4 separate regions of the Mus musculus genome follow, and all the other regions are linked to region 2. A link is a loop called in an ENCODE intact Hi-C map of the cell type or tissue named here. Cell type or tissue: left cerebral cortex. All regions are shown on one strand. Region 1 overlaps Rgs17 (regulator of G-protein signaling 17). Region 2 holds the start of Oprm1 (opioid receptor, mu 1). Region 3 has its middle 110 kb from the start of Rgs17. Region 4 overlaps Rgs17 (regulator of G-protein signaling 17).

The links. Peaks named below come from ENCODE experiments on the same cell type or tissue, not always from the same donor. Only the 100,000 strongest peaks of a DNase experiment are listed, where the experiment ranks them.
Region 1: it touches region 2 in a loop (11-fold over the local background); 5 of 42 quality-filtered maps call a loop at or near these places.
Region 3: it touches region 2 in a loop (6-fold over the local background); 6 of 42 quality-filtered maps call a loop at or near these places.
Region 4: a loop joins it to region 2, with 2.7 times the contacts of the local background. A loop is called at or near these places in 5 of 42 quality-filtered maps.

The regions. Positions count from the first base shown.
Region 1 is chr10:5,845,035-5,850,034 of GRCm38, reverse strand. The region is part of intron 2 of Rgs17 (regulator of G-protein signaling 17); the gene reads left to right. It also overlaps the pseudogene Gm18902. Among named protein-coding and RNA genes, the nearest start is that of Mtrf1l, 24 kb to the right of the region's middle. In left cerebral cortex, a CTCF peak has its summit at 2,894 (motif pointing left); a DNase peak (open chromatin) is centred at 2,857.
Region 2 is chr10:6,788,120-6,793,119 of GRCm38, reverse strand. It overlaps Oprm1 (opioid receptor, mu 1), which reads right to left and starts at 4,550. Exons shown (of 4, transcript NM_001302793.1): 1 at 3,962-4,550. The coding sequence starts at 4,245. In left cerebral cortex, a CTCF peak has its summit at 2,705; DNase peaks (open chromatin) are centred at 2,697, 4,352 and 4,456; H3K4me3 peaks cover 964 bases.
Region 3 is chr10:6,032,987-6,037,986 of GRCm38, reverse strand. No RefSeq gene overlaps it. Among named protein-coding and RNA genes, the nearest start is that of Rgs17, 110 kb to the right of the region's middle. In left cerebral cortex, a CTCF peak has its summit at 1,992; a DNase peak (open chromatin) is centred at 1,971; H3K4me3 peaks cover 560 bases.
Region 4 is chr10:5,857,826-5,862,825 of GRCm38, reverse strand. Rgs17 (regulator of G-protein signaling 17) reads left to right here. Exons shown (of 5, transcript NM_019958.4): 2 at 164-307. The coding sequence starts at 189. Among named protein-coding and RNA genes, the nearest start is that of Mtrf1l, 36 kb to the right of the region's middle. In left cerebral cortex, a CTCF peak has its summit at 2,872 (motif pointing right); no DNase peak of the experiment used is centred here.

The DNA.
Region 1 (5,000 bases), 940 kb after region 2:
TCATGGCAGGAACACTGTGTAAATCACAAGCCTGAGCTGCAGTCTAATGGGTACATTTAAAGAGTAGGATGATTATGCTCACTCCATTTCCATGACAGCGTCTGTTCACTAAGCCAGCATTGATTTTCCCTGCTCAACCCAAGGTACTTGTTTTTCTACAAAAGCATTCACTAACTTCCTTATAAATTGCAAAGAAAATGACAGCGAAGTTGAAGGAGAAGCTCAAAACAGCTTTCCAACCACTCTGAGAATAGAAGAGTCCAATGGTTGGCTTTTATCTTATGATATTGTCTGTAGTTTTGTCCCAGTAATTCTCTTCATTTTGAGGAAAAACAAAGACGTCCTCTTCCTGAAAAGTAAGAAATGTTGACCTTGGCATCACCAGCTTATAACATAGAGGTGCAGTAGAGTTTGATCTGGTCTCACACACGGGGTACTCGTGTCCCACTTCTCAGTGCCTGCAGTGAAGATGTCCCACCCATCCCCAGCAGCCAAGCCCTCCAACTCCAAGAACCCATGAGGCTTCTTTGACATGGACATCGGCGGGGAGCAAGTTGGATGAATTGTTTTAGAATTGTTTACAGATATTGTTCCCAAAGCTGCAGACAATTTTCATGCATTGTGTACAGGAGAAAAAGGAACTGGATCCGTGACCGGGAAGCCTCACCATTTTAAATGATGCCCTTTTCACTGAATTTTTAAGAAATTTATGATTCACGGTGGAGACTTCTCAAATCAGAATGGGACAGGCGGAGAAAGTATTTATGGTGAAAAATTTGAAGATGAAAATTTTCATTATAAGCATGAATGGGGAGGGTTTGCTGAGCATGGCAAATGCAGGTCCCAATATGAGTGGTTCTCAGATCTTTATCACAACAGTTCCGACTCCTCATTTGGATGGGAAACATGTGGTATTTGGTCAGGTCATAAAAGGACTAGGTGTGGCAAGGACGCTTGAAAATGTAGACGTGAATGGTGAAAAACCTGCCAAACTCTGTGTTATTGGAGAATGTGGAGAATTGAAAGAAGGGGACGACTGAGGAATATTCCCCAAAGATGGCTCTGGTGATAGTCATCCAGACTTCCCCGAGGCTGCAGATATAGATTAAAAGGATGTAAATAAAATTTTATTAATATCTGAAGACGTAAAAAAACATTGGAAATACTTTTTTCAAGTCTCAAAACTGGGAGATGGCTATTAAAAATATGCGAAGGTTTTAAGGTACATGGCTAGTTCAAAGGCTGCTATTGAGAAAGCAGATACATCCAGACTGCAACCTATAGCCTTAAGTTGTGTGCTGAATGTAGGTGTTTGTAAGCTGAAGATGTCAGATTGGCAGGAGGCAATTGACAGTTGCTTGGAGGCTCTTGAAATAGACCCTTCAAATACTAAAGCACTATACCGAAAAGCGCAAGGATGGCTAGGATTGAAGGAATATGATCAAGCATTGGCTGATCTTAAGAATGCACAGGAGATAGCCCCAGGAGATAAAGCTATCCAGGCAGAATTGCTTAAAGTCAAACAAATGATAAAGGCACAGAAAGATAAAGAGAAGGCTGAGTATGCAAAACATGTTTGCTTAATAAGGATTAAACTCTCTTTAACTATTATACATTGATTATATAAAGGACAATGGATATTACTGTCTATATGAACCCTGATGTGTTTCCTTTGATCTTTGTCATTGTTTACATAGCAGTGCTGACATAGGTTCCTTATTAATAAAAAGTTAAAAAATAAAAAGAAAAGAAAAAAGAAATGTTGATCTTCTGGCTGAACATCAGCTTAAATAGGTCTAGGTTTTAACCATGAACTTTCTTGTTGAATAAGGTTAGAAATTTGAAAGCTAGTAAGCTTGTCAATGAAACTAAAATACCTGTTTTAGGGTTGGGAATAAAATTTAATACATAGAAAAAAAGGATATTTTTGGAACCTATTTTTAAAAGCATATGTATGTATGTATGCATGCATGGAAGTCAAGAACAAAGAGAGATTGAATCAAGATGGAAAAAATGTATTTTTGTTTTCCATGTATTAAAAGGAAGTAAATGGTTTTTTGTTTCTTTTGTTTTTGTTTCTTCGAGACAGGGTCTCACCATGTAGCTTTGGCTGTGATGGAACTCACTTTGTAGATGAGGCTGGCCTCTGCCTCCCAAGTGCTGGAATTGAAGGCATATGCTGCTATGCCTGGCACGAAGTAAATCTTTCTGCCCAAGCTAAGCTGAAAATGTAGTAATGTAGTAGTAATGTAGAGAATCTACTATCACAATGGCTCTTTCAAAACAGGGGTAGATAGATAGATAGATAGATAGATAGATAGATAGATAGATAGATAGATTATTCTCATACTGATAATGTTAATAAGATCTTGCTAGCATCATTTTTTGTTTTGTTTTGTTTTGTTTTATTCTTCTTGGCGTTGTTTGCTCTTGAGAAAAGGTTTCTCTATGTATTCTTGGCTGTCCTGGAATTCACTCTGAGATCAGGCTGGCCTCGAACTCAGAGATGCACGTTTCTCTGCCTCCCAAATTGAGTGCTGGAACTAAAGGTGTGCACAAGTACACCCAGCAATGTCAGTGGTTTTTAAGATTTTGTTTTCCCAAGTCAAGTGACTGGGGGCCAGAGAGTATTCATTCTCAAAACCCAAAGAGGGAAATAACCGCAGGTTTGCACATAGCTCAAGGTGAAAATCCACTCTCCCATTCCATCTTGATTAGTAAATCCACAGAAAAACTGGACAACTATTGTCAAAGGCCTTGGAAAGGCAGAATTACCAAAATGGGTTACAAGTAAGAAAATGTTTATTTTTCCAAATAAGGATAATTATACTCAGATTTTTTTAGCCTTTCTACTGACTTAGCTTTGTATTTCTAAGGTAACACAGCCATCTAGTGGAGAGAATTTTAATAGCAGATTCTCTTACTGTAGGGATTTAACACTGGTTGAATGCATTCTTATTTCGTTACCTGACATATGATTGTAAAACCCGAATCTTTGTGATGTTGTGTGGTATAATTGGTTGATTTTCTTGAGACCTGGTCTACATAGCCCAGAATGACCTTGAACAAACTTGCTAATAACATTGACTTTCAACCTCTTATTCTCTAGCCTCCATCTCCCCAGTGCTGAGACTACAAACTTGCTCCACCACACGTGGTTTCGAGCAGGTTCATTGAATTGAACTAAAGGATTCATGCATGTTAAGTGCATATTCCTCAACTGCACTACACCCTCAATCCCAACAGAATGCTGTTTTTTCTTTAGCATTTCATTAAACACACTAAAAATATACATTTGTGTTGCCTGAAATTTCCAGACAAAAATTTCACAAACTATTTGGTGCATAGATGCCATTCAAAACCAGGTCATATTACCAAAATCTGGAAACGGTGATATCTGCATTCTAGGTTTGAAACTGACATTTTCTGTGTCCGAAATCAAAGTTATTCCTCCCATAGCTTTAAGATCAGCCCACTTTTGTGACTGATGAAAAAGACAAAAACATCCCAGACAGCTTTTATAACAAGAGGTGGTGGTCATGCTACAAAGCAAAGCTTGCATGAGGCCAGAAGTTAGAGGAGATCAGGCCCAGCCTGCTGCAGTTGTGGGCACTGCACAAGTCAACCTGAGTTTCTGTTTTGTAAATGAAGTGGTGCTGGTTAGTAATTTAGTCCCTATTACCCAAGGAGGGTGGTACCTTTCTGGAGTTTTGCCATTGAAATGGATTAAGTTTGTGCATTTTAATGATTCCTCGCATGTATGTTACATAAGTATATCATCTGCTACTCCCACATCACCACGGCTACTGCAAAGGTTTTGAGCTGTTTACCACTCTCTTCTAGTGACATTTCTAAGGACTAATTGTTTTCTTACAACGATCGACCATCTTCCAAGTGGACTGTGTACTGGCTCTGATAATGAGTGAGGAAACCCATCGTTGGCTTCAGACGTTTCTCTTCCGAGACAATCCACAGTGTTCTCTACAAACAGTCCACCATCCACAGACAGCGCCCACTGTCCTTATTCTCTGAAATGGACTAAACACATTTCCTCCCTCTTCATCTTACCAGGCTCTAATCTCCACACTTGCTTTGCTAACTCTAGCCTGAGTTGTTGATGTTTCCCCTCCCTAGAGTGTTTAGACTTTGATCAAGATTCCCAGAGTGAACACTGGATGTGTGTCATTGTCTTTGTGTCTTAGATTGGAAGATAGGAATGTTCACTTAAAATGTTACCTACCTACCTTTACTCCCAACACTGGAGGCAGAAGCAGGCTGATCTCTGTGAGTTCAAGACTAGCCTGGTCTACAGAGAGAATTCCTGAGAAATCCTGCAGAGGATTTCTGAGAAATTCTCTCTCAGAAAAGAAAAGAGAAAAGAAAAGAAAGAAAGTTATATAGTTACCTAGGTTGAAAGTAGAAAGACAACAACAACGTGCTTAAGGAGGGATCAGTTGATTCTGGCTCCCAAGATGCAGTCCATCATGGAAGGGAAATTAAGACATCAGGAGTGTGGAGCAGATGATCATATCACATCCACAGTCAAGAAGAAGCAATGAATGTGTCTTAGTGTTCAACTCACTTTCCCCATTTTATATAATCTACAATCCCCTGCCCAAAAGTAGTCCCACCTACAATCAAGACAGGTCTCCCTATCCCAACTAATATAACCAATATAACCCACCCCCCACAGGCAAGCCTAGGGTCCCATCTCCCCAGTGGTTCTAAATTCTGTCAAATTAACATTATGACAATTGACAACATGATGACATATATCATTTGAGAACTCACAACTCTTATGTTTGGCGCCTTCACTTTCAACCTTTCAAACACATAGAGTGCTTGAGATGTTGAGAGTCAATAGGAGTTGTAACTTATTACCATCAAAACCAGCTCTAAGCCTGGGGATCCTTGGAAAAGCGCCAAGAAAAAGTGGTTGCGGTTGGGTCCGGATCCCATCAGGCAGGCAGACCTTGCTCATTTTCTCCACCTCAGTTTCT
Region 2 (5,000 bases):
GTTGTGTGAGTTCGTAGAGAGCTATGAATTACTTCAAAGGCTCTGTTTGTAAATTCTCAGATGGCTCCAAACAAAGTGCTGTTCTGCCTCTAGCCACTCATACCGTGAACTAGCATCCCTTCTGAAAGCTAGGGTTGCCTCTCATGCTTCTTTGTAGGTTTTCTTTAGGAGCCTGAAGTAGGCTAGCTAGGTAGAGGGAAAAGAGAGGCACAAGGCACAGGGGCTGGAGGCAAGCAACCACAGAACTGTGATACAGCTGAGCATGATGGGATTGCTCAAGCATTAAAAGCCAGAACTACCCAAACTGGCTGGAAAGAACACAACTGACCAATTCCCCCAGGAACTGTGCTGTGCATCAGTATGTTACCTTATTGTTAGTTTCCCAGAACTGGCTGTTCCCATCATATCTCTGAGGTTAGGATACATCCCCCAAACTCCATATAAGGATAGAAAAGTGTAATAGACCCTATTTCAGGAATATCCCGCCCCTTCTCTGTAATTCTTCACCTTAATTCATGAATAATTCTCTCCTCTATGAATGCTTGCCTAAAGGACAGAGCTGTCCAAAATGCCTGGTATTCTACATTCTCCTGAGAAGCCTTCACTTTCTCTTGGGGGCTACTTTGGCTCTGCAAGAGAATTTCCTCCTACTTCTCTGTCTTTTCCTCCCGTCTGTGAATTATTCCTCTGATCATGCAAGAAGTAGAAAACATTAGATAGAGGTGTCATAATGGTCTCTGAGACCTCCCTAGGCTCCACCAACCTCAGCAACTTTGCTGTTTAAAATGCCCTCTAATATCCAAAGCACAAGGAAGCTGTTAAGTGCCTTGCATGGAAAGTATGCTAGACTTTATGTAAGCATGTCTTCAGATGTGTATGGTTGGCTTTGAGTTCAGTGGCAGTTTAGTCTGCAATGTATATTAAATAGGACATCCATAAAAAGAAACACATATGGATCAGGTTTATGTACCGATTAGTTGATGATCGTGCTTCAACCAGAGGCTCACAGCAATATTGTGGTAGTCATGGAGACTGCAGAGTATACCATGATAAATGATGAGGACCCCTGTATTCGTTTCTTTTTGCCTGTTTATTCCCATGGTGACAGTAGCAATCTGGTCTCAATTCAAAGCTGTAGAGTTGTATTTATACTTATGCACATATGAACTGTGAATTGTTGGTATCAACCCACAATACTGATTCCTCTTTGAAGCAGATGATACCCATTAACAAAGCATTTCTCTCCCATTTTTAAAACCAAAGGTCTTCTTAGATGATGGTTACCTATGACATTTCTATGGAGCCATGTTTATATTTCATGTCTTTAATCTGGGACAGAATCCTTTGTCTTTTCTTACATTCCTAAGAACAGAACTTTATAAGAATCCCACTTAAGGTTGGCTCATTTATGGTGTTGTGGAAGGGATAATGAAGATGGTCCTGAGAAAACAGACATTAATAACATCATGGGCACTACAGTCATTTTTGTTGCTGTTGTTATTATAGTCATCTGTGATTCAGTCAGGATGCTAAGCTATTCTGGACGATACTACCTTCATCTAGCCAGCAGTCGTAGCTCATGGACTACTTAATCATATGTGTTGTTTTAGGGAGTAGATGTAAGTGAGCTCCTTTTATTACTTTGTGGGCTCATACTTTTCTTTTGTAAAAGAGTGACACAGTTCCTGAGCGGATCTGGGACATTGAAAATTACAGACAGTCAGTTGAATGAGCTCAGCTACCTAGGCACAGAGTCTTCAGCCCACAGACACTTGACCAGCACTTCATGTGTCATTGAACTGCCTCTTTTTCTATTTCACATTCTTATTCTCAGAAGGTTATCTGCCCATGGAATTAAGCACTTTATCTGCCACAGGTGGGTGTTTGGGTTGACCTTTCAAATAGAGCTGCCTTTGTCAGAACTTTCAGTACAGAGAAAAAAAAGCACAATACCATGTTCTCAGTGAGAGACAGTGTGACCATGTCTCCAAGTGAACAAGTGAGAGGCAATGCTTTTAAAATGAACCCACCAGGCCAGGAACGAACTCAGCATTGGGCAAAGACCAAGCCATGTCTGCTCCAGCTGCTTCCTGTGCTACTGGCACTCTTTATAGAAAAATAGAAGCTGGAGGGGATAAAAAGGAGGGAGGAAGATGCTGAGATCATAAAGAGAAAAAGCTCCTGGATTCTTTGGCAATTGTTTCGCACCTTTTAAACCCAAGAACACATGCATAAATTTGGGGTGTTTTGTTATTTAGTATCACTACTGTAAAGCAAGCTTTCTCTCTTGATCTAGCAAAAGAATTAACTCAAACCATCAATGTATATATCCTAATAAACAGAAAATTATGTGAGCACAGTGACAGCCATGGGCAGTGAACTAGTAAATATCTTGTCTCAGTTAAAAAAAAAATGATTTCTTTGTATTGGTTCAATTGTCTAGCATAGAAAACCCTAAGAACATTTCAGTTCTCTCATTTTATGATTCTGTTTTTACCCCCCAGGAACAATGAATAGCATATTTTCCTTACCAAAAGCCATCTTTTAATTACTGCTGTAACTGTGTGATGAGACTGACTGAATCTCTAATTTGAATCTCTGTTTTGAATCACAGAGAATAAATGTCTCAAAGCATACATTTCTATATTGATTCTCTGCCTGTGTTTTTCTTCTGCTGTTAGCCTTCCTTTCAATAGATGGTGCTCTTTTCTCAGAGACACATCCTTCACCCAAAGACCAGAGAAATCAGCTTTACTTTAAACAATCATTAATTAAAGAAATCAGACAAGCAATTTGCAGTACCTTGGGAATAAAAGCATAATGAGGGAAATGATCTTTCAGGGACTCTGAGCACTCTGTGGAAGCCTGAGACATGTGTGTTGAATAGGTGAAGCAAATATTGTAACTAAACATGGAAGTGCCAAGCTCATGATGCCACATAACCCCACTGGGAAGAAAACTCAAATCAGGAGCCATTTTAAAGTGCTGGGGTATCCATCTACTTTATCAGAAGTGGATAGATAAGTACTCCACAGTAACAGGCTGAATCTGAAGATGTAACTCAGCCAACACAATATCACGTTCAATCTTTGCTGAATTCATCTGGAGCACCCAAAACAACAGAAAGCAGACTCTTTCTGTTCAAACTCTTTGAAAGTAATTTCACTAGATAGAGATACTTTCCTCTCTAGACCATCCTGAACGTTGCTGCTTTTAACTTCCTTAATTGCTTCTCATGTTTGCAAGCACTGAAGAAATAGTTATGCCCTGAGCTACCCAGCAATTCCAGATCCCACTTGGAACTCCCTCAGCAGAACTGCAGGAAGAAAGTACTGTACTGGGCTAAACATCACAACAGCTTACTTGCTACCTTTAAGCTACCCTGCCCAGGAGAGATGGCAGGAAAGCTTCCTCCACCTGGGGCAGCCTCAGGATGGAAGAAGAGTAAGATAAAGGCTCCCAGAATATAGAAGTGGTGGGACTGTAGTCTAGCCTAAACCAGCAGGTCTAAAAAAGTTATCGAGTTTATCTCTTTAACTTACTGTGAAGCCTCTGTCTTTCAGTTAGGAGAAGCAAACAAGGTTCCCCTCCTCACTGTTTACAATTTCCTATTCTTACAGCTCATCCAGAGGGAGGATTGACTGCAAAACATGCTTCAAAGACCCTCTTGGCTTAGAATAAAAAGGGGATCCAAGATGGAGCCTCCCACCACCACATCTTAATAGTTTTGGCCAAAGAAATGTCTTGTCTTTGGAATCTTGAACACTGCTTTTTCAAGGAGAGGGAGAAAAATAAAACCAACCAACCAACAAAACCCAGAAAAGTAAAAGCTCACACACAAACAGCAAATACTCTATTCAAACCACCCCCTCTTTGTACCCTGTTTACTTCTCCTCTGTCACTCATGGGGGAGCTTTGTCCCCTCCCCCCTGCGGAACTAGGTATTCAGAACATGCCTTACCTTACAATCACATACATGACCAGGAAGTTTCCAAAGAGGCCCACTACACACACGATAGAATAGAGGGCCATGATGGTGATGGCTGTGACCATGGAAGGGCTGCCGGTCTGAGGGCACAGGCTGTGGCTCCCGCCAAGCCCCGTGCGGTTAGGACCGCATGGGTCGGACTGGTTGCCATCAACGTGGGACAAGTTGAGCCAGGAGCCAGGTGCTGGGGAGCAACTTGCAGGAGCTAAGGGGTCAGAGCAGTCGCTGATGTTCCCTGGGCCGGCGCTGCTGTCCATGGTTCTGAATGCTTGCTGCGGACTCGGTAGGCTGTAACTGAGAGCACTCAAGAGTGTTCGGGTTCCAGGCGCCCCAGCCTCTTCCTCTCACAGCTGCCCTAGGCTCCGTCAGTTTCTTACAAGGACAAGCCCTAGTGGAACCAGAGAAGAGCGGCAGGCAGAATGGAACGTCTGAGCGTCCGATATTCTCCTCTGCTTGTAGCCCCCTCCCACCTTAGAAGTACACGGAGGCGCATCCTTAGCATCCCCAAAGCGCCACTCTCTGAGTGGAAGGGAGGGAGCATGGGCTGTGAGGGATCCAGAGGCTAGAGGGGAGGGAGGAGAGAGAAGGAGTGGATTGTGCGCAAAGCAACTCAGAATCAGCCTCCTCAGTCTCTATGCACTTCCGTGTAAAGGAGTGTAAATTGGGGTAGGGGGGGGGGGAGCAGAAGCGGGGATGCTGCAGAGAGGGTGGGAAGAGAGACTCTAAGTTTCTTTGTAACAACCATGCATTAGGTTGTTTGCATCAGCCAGGAAAGTCGTTGGTCTGTTAAAATCTCAATGACCCTTATACCTCAACACTCTTCCGACTCAACTAACCATATGCAATTAATTAGGACTGGAGGGTTATTAATGTTGTCCTTTACCCACATCCCCATATCTGAGGGAAAACAAACAAACAAACCAAAACAAAACAAAACAAAAAACCCCTTTAGTTCCTCAAAAAATCAACCCCACAAACCTGTTCAAAGAAACAATTGTCTTTTTCTAAAAGA
Region 3 (5,000 bases), 760 kb after region 2:
ATTATTGATAAATGTGTGTACATTTTTGGGAGATTAAATTGATTTTACCTTATTGTAACTTTTTTCAATAATTTATTTAATTATTCACTTTACATCCTGATGGAAGTCCCCCTCTGTCCTCTCCTCCCAGTCCCACCCTTTCAAATCCCTCCCCTATTAGCCCTTCCCTTTCCCTCAGAGAAGGGGAAGACCCTCATGGTTACCACCCAACCTAGGATATCAAGTTGCAGCAGGACTAAGTGCATCCTCTCCCCCTGAGGCCCAACCAGCTAGGAGAAGGAGGTCCAGTGGCAGGCAACAGAGTCAGAGACACTCCCACTCCAATAGTCAGGGGATCCACAGGAAGACCAAACTGCACATCTGCTACAAATGTGCTGGGGGCCTAGGTCCAGCGCCTGTGTGTGTAAATGTATAAGCAGTAGGTTTAGTAGTAATGAGTATAAAATACTTCTTCAACAATAGCCTAAAATATTTCATCTCAGAGATATAAATTTCTATTGAAAGCTCTTGATTTGTATCTCTTCCTGATAGGTCATTTCAATAGACCTCAATACCTAGCTCCATCTCACAAATCCATCTTATTTGTCTGGTGAACAAAAAATATGCTAATGTGTTTCTCTGTGTTCTTTGATTGCCTTTGAGACAGAGCCATGCTATCTAGCACACTGGCTTGAAACATACTTGGAACATACTAAAGTGGCCTCATACTCAGGATCTACCTGCCTCAGACTTCCAAGTGCCCGTATCCCACACATAAACCACAACATATGGCGAATTAAATTTTTTCAAAGTTTCTTGTCAAAGTTGTTGTTCTTCGAAAAGATTTTCTGGGAGGGAGGATAACAGTGCTTCAGGATATGTTTAGGGAGTGGAAGGGACATAGAGTTTGGCTTCTGCATCAAAAATAGACACAAAGGCAACTGTTGGAGAACCTTCTGTTTTACAGCTATTTGAAAGATTCACACTAGGTATTTTGGCACATGCTTATAGTTTCAGCATAAAAGAGGCAAAATGAGGGGAAAGAATAGAGGGGATCCGGGAGGGAGGGAGGGAGGGAGAGAGGGAGAAGGGAGCCAACACTCCACTCTCAGCACACTATACATAAATTACTGTTCACGAGTCCATCTCTGTTATTGTTATTGGATGGTTTCCACTGATAAGTAACTTGGTTACAGAGTTTAAGAAACCCAAAGGGCAGGATGAGCCCTTGCAGCATCCATCAGCATCCACATTCAGCAGCTCTCAAGCTTTTACCATTATATCCCTGGAGGCAAGCAAAAGGTACATGTACTGACTGCTTGTGCTGTGTGAGGGTTTCATGTCATTTACAGGACAAATGCTCTTTGCTTTTGTTATCTTGCATGCATCTGATGGAATGCAATTATGGAATTTAAGCCTTGTGATTATTTCTTCCCACTGAACATTTTTGATCCAAACTGTAACAGTGACCAGCATCTCATGTTCTGAGACATGGCCTGGTACAAGACAGTTTACCTTTTCTTAAAATAAAATATGATCGTGATCATACAATCACATAATCACAATCTTCTATTTTCATTGTTTTCTAAGGAAATAGAGATGTCTCTCCATCACACTCGGTCTGCTCCTTCCAGTTCTTAAGAATTCCTGCTCCACAGCCGGAAGTCCCTGACTTTCGTAAGCTATTTATGGCCAGCAATTAATTCAAGCAAAAGCAAAGAATTGTTTCCTCCCTCCCTTACCGGCCGCAGCCACTAATCTTACCACGAAAAATAGGAAGAAAAGTAAAGAGTCCTTCGCCTCACCTCATGAAGTTCCCTCCCAGATACACAAAGAAACTAAATCATGCCCTTATGTAAACGTCATCTAAGGTCGAATGCGGCTGCAGTTTGTCCATCTGCCATGTCCTGGGTTGTACAGGAGGTTCAGAGCATGCTGAGCTCAGAGCAGGCTGGCAACACCTGGGCTGGCAAAGGGACAACGAACTACGGTGCATTAGCGCCTCCTGGTGCTGCTGCCGAGAAGTGCAGCTGCAGAATTCGCACCCCTTCTGCGAGGAAGGTGCACTGATCTCCCTTCCGTGAATAAATTTGTTTCGCATTGCGCAACGGCACGTTAATTTATTGTGGAAAGAAGATAAAGTCTTAATAAAGGCTTTTGAAACGACCTCATTGTATGTCTAGTCAATGTTCGTGGCATGCCGTTGAGGAAGGGATTTTTAAGATTGTGTATAAAATGCTCTAATAATGTAGTCCATGAATAAATGCGGAGATCACAGCTAATTATTTAGAGAATTCTCTCACGTTTTTGTTTTATTATAAACATCACACACACAATGAAGAGCTCGAAGTGATTATAACGGCTTCATTCCATTTCAAATTATTTGTTTGCATAAACTAACTCAAATTCCACAGATAACAGTCTCAGAAAACCAGTTCTAAAAAATAAAATACAGAAATAGAAATTAACAGAAAAGAGCTTGGTTTGTCTTTCCAGAAGATCATTAAGTGCCTGTCTGATGCTTTATAAGCCATGGGTAAACATCAGGAGAAACGACCTAAACCACGGTACTGCCAGGGCTGAACCCCCAATAAGTGAGGCTGTACCCTTATATTAACACCCTAGAAAGCCTGCATTTCTCTATCACCCATGTCTCCTCAGGACCATTCTGCTGTCAAAATTAAAGGGAGATAGATACAAATTGCAAGCAACTCAATTTCTTCTGGAAGACATTTTAGAACATTTTAAATGTTCCTTACTGTAAAAATGGCTCAAGCCTGAATCTCACGGGGGGGGGGGGGGGGGGGACGGACTTAACGCCAGCTGCTCTGTCTAGAATCTGGTCATTAATAAGTTTCAGAACTGTGGACTATGTTAATATATCTCACATTTGGCAAATGTGATTCGTTCTCATTCACATGTGAAATAGATGTGTTAAGACCTCATCCTCATCGCTGTGCACAGGAAGTTCTTCCTTAAGTACCTCTGATATGGATTCCTGTGTGCTGGGGGAAGGTGTGTTAACGTACAAACAGGCAGTGCTGGGCACGGGACCCAGGGCCTCCTGTGTGGGAGGCGAGCCCAATCCAAGTCCCTTTCATGTGCAATTGAAATTTAAATTGAATTTTAAAGTGTTCTAAATTCAATTTGAAGGTGAGCAAAAAGCTTACACAATGACTTGGAACGGTACGAACAGGAGGGTGGCCATGAATTCAAGGCCAGCTAGTAGGTATGATATACTCCAGGCCAGGCCGAACTACAGGCTGACTCAAAACAGGAAAAACTAGCAGACAAAGGTTTCTTTGTGTGGAACTTAAAACTCTATATGATTATCTGTTTTGTCTTGTTTTGGTTTGGTTTGGTTTTTTAGGTTTTTTTAAAAACTTATTCACTTTATGTCCAGATCACAGTCCCCCACTCTCCTCACAGCCTCTCCTACAGCCCCTCCCTCACCTCCTTCTCCCCTGAGAAGAGGGAGCTCTCCCTCAGGTATCACCACGCTCTGGCACTTCAAGTCACTGCAGAACAAGGTGCATCCTCTCCCACTGTGGTCAGACAAAGCAGTCCACTTCAGGGGAACAGGACTCACGGACAGGCAACAGAGTCAGAGACAGCCCTCACTCTGGTTGTTGGGGGACCCACATGAAGAACAAGCTGCACATCTGCTACATGTGCAGGAGGCCTAGATCCAGCCTGTGCTTGCTCTGTAGTTGGTGGCTCAGTCTCTGGGAGAACCCAGGGGTCAAGGTTAGCTGACTCTATGGGTCTTCCTGTGGGGTTCCTTTTCCCTTCAGGTCCCTCAACCCTTTCCCTAGCTCTTCCATAAGACTCCTAGAACTCCATCTAATGTTTGACTATGAGTGTCTGCAGCTGTTTCAATCAGCTCCTGGGTGTAGCTCTCCGAGAACAGGTACGCTAAGTTCCTGTAGGCAAGCATAACAGAGTATCATCAGTAGTGTCAGGGATTTGGTTCTTGCCTGTGGGATGGTTCTGTTGGGCCATTCCCTCAGTCTCTGATGTATCGTTGTCCCTGCACATCTTGCAGGCAGGACACAATTTGGGTCGAAGGTTTTGTGGGTGGGTTGCTGTCCTTATCCCTCCACTTGGGGTCCTGCCTGGCTACCGGAGGTGGTCACTTCAGGCTGCATATCCCCCACTGTTAGGAGTCTTAGCTAGAGTCACCTCCATAGACTCCCTGGGGCCTCCACTCCCTCCCAGCCCCTGCCTCCAGTCTCTGGCACTTCCTAGAGATGCCCTCTGGGGCCACTTTCCCTTCTCTCCAGAGCCCAGATCTGATCCCACTCCTACTCCATTCCCTTCCCAGTCCTCTTCCCAATTCTCTCCCCTATCCACCCTCAAAGTCTGTTATTTCTTCTGAGTACCAAGCATCCTTAAGCATCTACAACCACCCACACCACACATGAGGCACTCCTCATTATTTGGCTTGTTTGAGTATGTTGAGTATAGCATGGTTATCCTGTATTTATGGTTAATTTCCACTAATCAGTGAGTATACCATGCATGTTCTTTTGGGTCTGGGTTACCTCACTCAGGATATTTTCTAGTTCTATCCATTTGCCTGTAAATTTCATAGTGTCCTTTTTTTAACAGCTGGGTAGTATTCCATTGTGTAGATGTACCACATTTTCTTTATCCATTCATCAGTTGAGGAACATCTAGGTTGTTTCCAGTTTCAGGTTATTAATAAAGCTGCTATGAATATAGTTGAGCAAGTGTCCTTTGTGGGATGATGGAGCATCTTTTAGGTATATACCCTGGAGTGGTATAGATGGGTCTTGAGGTAGAACAATTCCCATTTTTTTAAGAAACCACCAGACTAATTGCCAGAATGGTTGTACAAGTTTGCACTCCCACTAGCAATGGAGGAATGTTTCCCTTGCTCCACATCCTCACCAGCATGTGTCTTAGTCAGGGTGTCTATTCCTGCACAAACATCATGACCAAGAAGCAAGTTGGGGAGGAAAGGGTTTATTCCGCTTATATTTCCACATTGGCATTCA
Region 4 (5,000 bases), 930 kb after region 2:
GGTACTGGGAATTGATCTGGGTCCTCTGCAAGAGCAGCCAGTGGTTCTGACTACTGAGCTTGCTTTGGGTTTTCCATTCCTGTTGCGTTGTGTCTAACCGTGTTTCTCTTCACTTGCCTTTACCCAGGCTCTTCATGACTTAATATTTTCTGTCTCCCTTTAGGCAGTTGGGTTCTGAAGCAGCTGACATGAGAAAACGGCAGCAGTCACAAAATGAAGGAACACAGGCTGTGTCTCAAGCGCCTGGAAACCAAAGGCCCAACAATACCTGCTGCTTCTGCTGGTGCTGTTGCTGCAGCTGCTCCTGGTAGGTCGATCCTAGATCCAATATGAGCCCGTGTGCCAAACCTCCATCCCATAGAGAGTTCTCAACCTGTCCTATTTGCCCATGGTGTCCATAGAAATTACTGTAGACCATCACTGATGTAAGACACCCATCTCCAAAAGCAAAATTAACTCCCTCAGAACCTACCTTTAAAATGATAGTCAGGTAAAGGATGGAAATTTGTTTCATGCCATGTTTTCTTCTGTGCATGCATCTTATGGCTATGGGTAAAAAATAAAATTATAACTGGTGGTTCAAGAACTTGGGATATTAAGGAAATACCCAATACTACTGCACATAGTGTTAAGTGTGGTGGGGATTTTTGTCTTTATTTTTAATGTTTTCATCACATGCATAGGGGTTGGTCACTTGGTTGCATAGCCAGGGCGCTGTGAGTTGGGATGGTAGCTTCAGCCATAGCACTCTTGCCAACAAAGGCATCGAATGAAGAGGGAGGAACTCAGACCACCAATCTGAAAGGTCAGACGCTGTGCTTGGAAGGGAGATCAAGCCGGTCAACTAAAATCTCTGATATTGGAGCCAGTGGGTCCGATTTTTGCTATAAGCGAACACTGACAAGCTGCAAGGTGTCTGTTTATTCTCTTGGTTCCTCAGTCCATAGTGAGAAAGACAGGCTGGTCACCAAGGCCCCACCTTATGCTAAGTCTCCATGATACAGGTCTCTTTCCAGGCCCAGATTGCCAAAGTGTGCTTCATGAAACAGTCAGTCAATTCGCAATCATAGGAGTTACATGAATGAGATATTTCGAGATGAGACTAGACTTACTGGAACTTTCCCTCCAGCCCTTTTTCAAGACCCAATTTTATAAGTAGAAGTTCTAACATAGCAGTGGCTACTGAGTCTCCCTGGCCTGTTTCAAAATCTGACAAAATCCCTAGTGGCTAAGTCATCTTCTACATGGCTTCCACTATTTTCCCCATGTCTCTTGAGTTGGTCTTTTGATATGGTCCAGCCTTGCTGTTGCCAGGGTAGAGAATAGAGAATGTCACCACAGCATGTTGATGGTTTCCCTTGATGTAAAAGCTGCCGCAGTTCAGAAAACCTCCAGATACCAGGAAGGCTCAGAATGGTTGGTTTTGTAAGTATAAAATTGGTTTTCTAGATGACGAGTCTCTGCTAGGGAACGTCATCCATGATTAATTTCAAATTTCGATTTCAGATGGAGAAAGGAAAACTCTAGGTGAGGTTGCAAGTCTCTGTCATAGTTGGGTAAAGTTTGTTTTTTGTGCACACTACAGAGACTGTTAATCACAAGTCTTAACCCCATGGAGGACTTAGTGAGGCAGGATGGGAGTTCTTAAGTCAGACTGCCAGAGATCATACCGTATCTTAACTGTTCCCAACTGTGTGACCAATAGCAAGTTAGTTCATCTTTCTGGTTCTCACAATCCTTATCTGTCAAATAACTAATGTGAGCCCATACCTCATAAAGCTATAAAATTAAATGAGATGTGCATGTGGTGCGCTAAGGGGAGCAAATGACACGGAGTAGGCAGTTAATGTGATTTTGCTCCCCAGGCAATGGAAAGTTGCAAGTGGGAATAATAAAATATGTTCAGAGAGTGTAGTGCAAAATTTCAAAACCAGCATGTGGGGCCAGCAAGATAGCTCTGCAGACAAAAGGACTTGCCATGTGAGCCTCATGACCTGAGCTTGATTCCTGGAGTCAACATGGGGAGAGGAGCAAAGCAGCCATAGAGAGCAGACACTCCTGCCCCAGCTCAGGCATGCCTGCGTATGCACACATGTGCACTCATGTCTTCATACATGTATGCATGCACACATGCACATCATATACACACACAATTCTGTGTAAACATTGGGAATACAGTTGCGCAGCGGAAAGTTGTGTTTCTATTTCTCATGTTCACTTTGCCCCTGAGATTATTATTCTATTTACCTAGTAAAGCTTAGTTTTGTTTTGCTTTTTTTTTTTTTACTTTTTTTATGTGTGTGGATATTTTGCCTGCATGTATGTCTATGCATCATGTGACTCAATAGTACTCAGAAAAACCAAAAGATGGTGTCAAATCCCCAGGGACTGGAGTTACAGATGGTGTGAGCTGAGGAATGGATGTGGGTGTGGGTGCTGAGAAACTCAGCTCACCTGGAAGAGCAGCCAGTGCTCTTAATCACTATATTATCTCCCCAGCTCCCCAGTTCCTCATTATTTTCAGAATTCAAACACTGTACAATAATCTTGAAGTTGGATTTCACTCTGTTAGATGTCTAATTAGTACAGACATTTGTCATTTTAACAACAGGGATGTATTCTGAAAACCATAACTAGGGCCGTTTCTCCCTTGAAGTAGCTGTATATTTGGCACCTAAACAAACCTAGATGGTGTAGGTCAATCACTCCATGTAACTCTTTAGGACTTGGGAGGCAAGAGATGGATGCTGCCGTGATGGCTCCTGGTATTGTTTTTGATGAATGATATTATTTTTATTTTATCTAATTATGTGAGTGTTTTGTCTGTGTGGCTATGTACCACATGCATACAGTACCTGCAGGAGCCAGAAGAGGGCGCCAGATTCCCTTTGAACTAGGGTTCTAGATGGTTGTGAGCCACTGTATGGGTGCGTGAAAGTGAACATGGATGACTTCAAAGAACATCCAGTGCTCCTGACTGCTGAACCACCTCTCTCTCCAGCCCCATGACATTATATGTATTAGTCTACTCTACTAATAAAAAGTACAATTTAGTAAATATGAAAAAAATTGATAACGGCATAGTTATTCATTAGGCAGTGTGTTCTGCCTGTAGTTCCATGGGCTGTGTGCCCATGTGACCTACAGGACAGGTGGTTGTTTTCGTCAGGATCATCACAGATAAGTGGATGATGTGTTCCACCACAGCACAACAGTAGGTATGATGTCACTAAGAGGGGGATCTTTAAGCTCCATTATAATCATGGACCACTGTTACCTGAGGTCTTTCCCTGACTGAATCATTTAGTATGTAACTATTCACCACAAGATTTGATTCCATTGCCATATAGACATCTATGTGACTATATGTATCGAATAATCAAACACTTCAACTCATTCAAAAGCATTAAATTGCCACAAAACACAGACAAAGGATTAAGAGCAAGGTAGCAGCATTGAGACGCTGCGTCAGCCGTCAACACCATTTGAGGGACCATATTTCAGACACCCCCACCCCAAAGACATGATGCCTTGCCTGGGTGTTCTGTTGGCTAGTCTGAAACTCTAGTTTCAGACTAGAGTCTGATTGTAAAAACTGTAGTTGTCAGCAGCGGATCATAATTGCCTAAGCCTAGGATCTAAATTTATACTCTATACATTTACAAACCGTGTAAGACACGTGACAGGGAGTTTCTGTTCTTACATGAAATTTTTATCATTTGTATTCATTGTACATAGTGCTGGATTTCTTAAAGACCTTTTTGTACAAGTGCACCATATACCTTGACTATATTCACCCCTCACCTTCTCTTTCTCAGCTCTCCCCACCCCTTGTCATATTTATCCCTCCAGATATAAGCAGCTTGTTGTTTTCAGGAAGTGCAAAAATCCAATTGCCTTGCACTACAGAGTTTAATTATAAAATTGTTTACATAATTACAGATAAAAACATTGTTTCTTTACCCATTAATTTTATTTTAGAATTTTATTATCTTTGCACTTTGAATTTAGGAAAGAACATTATAAGGGCTCTTTTTTTGAGTGAGAAACTTGAAAGGGAGAAAGGGAGAAAGGGAGAAAGGAAGGAAGGAAGGAAGGAAGGAAGGAAGGAAGGGAAAAAAATGTTCTTTAAAATTCCCAGGCTAGGTCAAAAGAGCAGAACAAAAAGCACTATGGGGGGTGGGGAGTGATTTAGAGCCTGAAAGGCGTTAGGAATCAAAATCTGAAACAACTGTCACCATGGACGGGGACTGTCGTCGTGTAGCTAGTTTCGCTTCCTTTTAAGGAAATAAAGGACTGAAAAATAAATGTGTATGTGTAGGAATAAATGTAAACAGTTTACTGCAGCTTCACACTGCGTTTCTTTCAAGTCTGCATGTGTCATCCTACTTCACTGACAGCCCGACCCTCAGTTTTTAACTTCTCCCTCCTTGTGAAATCACCAGCACTACACGTAGAGATTGATGCAGCAGTGTGCACACCTGCTAGCTATCACTCCCGCTTCCCCCAAGTCCAGAGCGTGGCATACTCCGTCACGATCACAATGAACTGTCTGTCTCCTTCTGAAAGATCCACTTCCTTCCTTAATGAAGTCTTTTTCTTTTGTGCCTTTGTGACCTCCATCTCAAGAAGGAAGTTTGTGTCCTTCAACTGTCTTATAAATGGGTCACAAATGCCCTAAGTACAGTGAACAGAATCTGCACCTGAACGGAGCCTTTTCTGCAAGACAAAAAAGATGGGGCAGGAACCTTGACAGAACCACTCGTCTGAAGGGGTTCGAGGTTAGCCCTAACTTACTCTTTCAGGTAGAATATTTTTTTTGAACTGAGGACCTGCAGTCTCCTCCCCACCAGCTGTCAGCACAGTGTGAAATATCGAAGTTGCTGAGAAACTTGCACCTGAGATAGCATCTGTACAAGTGCACCGGAGCCTCGAAACTTCTGTGTTTGCTCACATAAGGGGCACAAAGAAGGTCATAGAGTAAAGCTTTCAAACAGTTT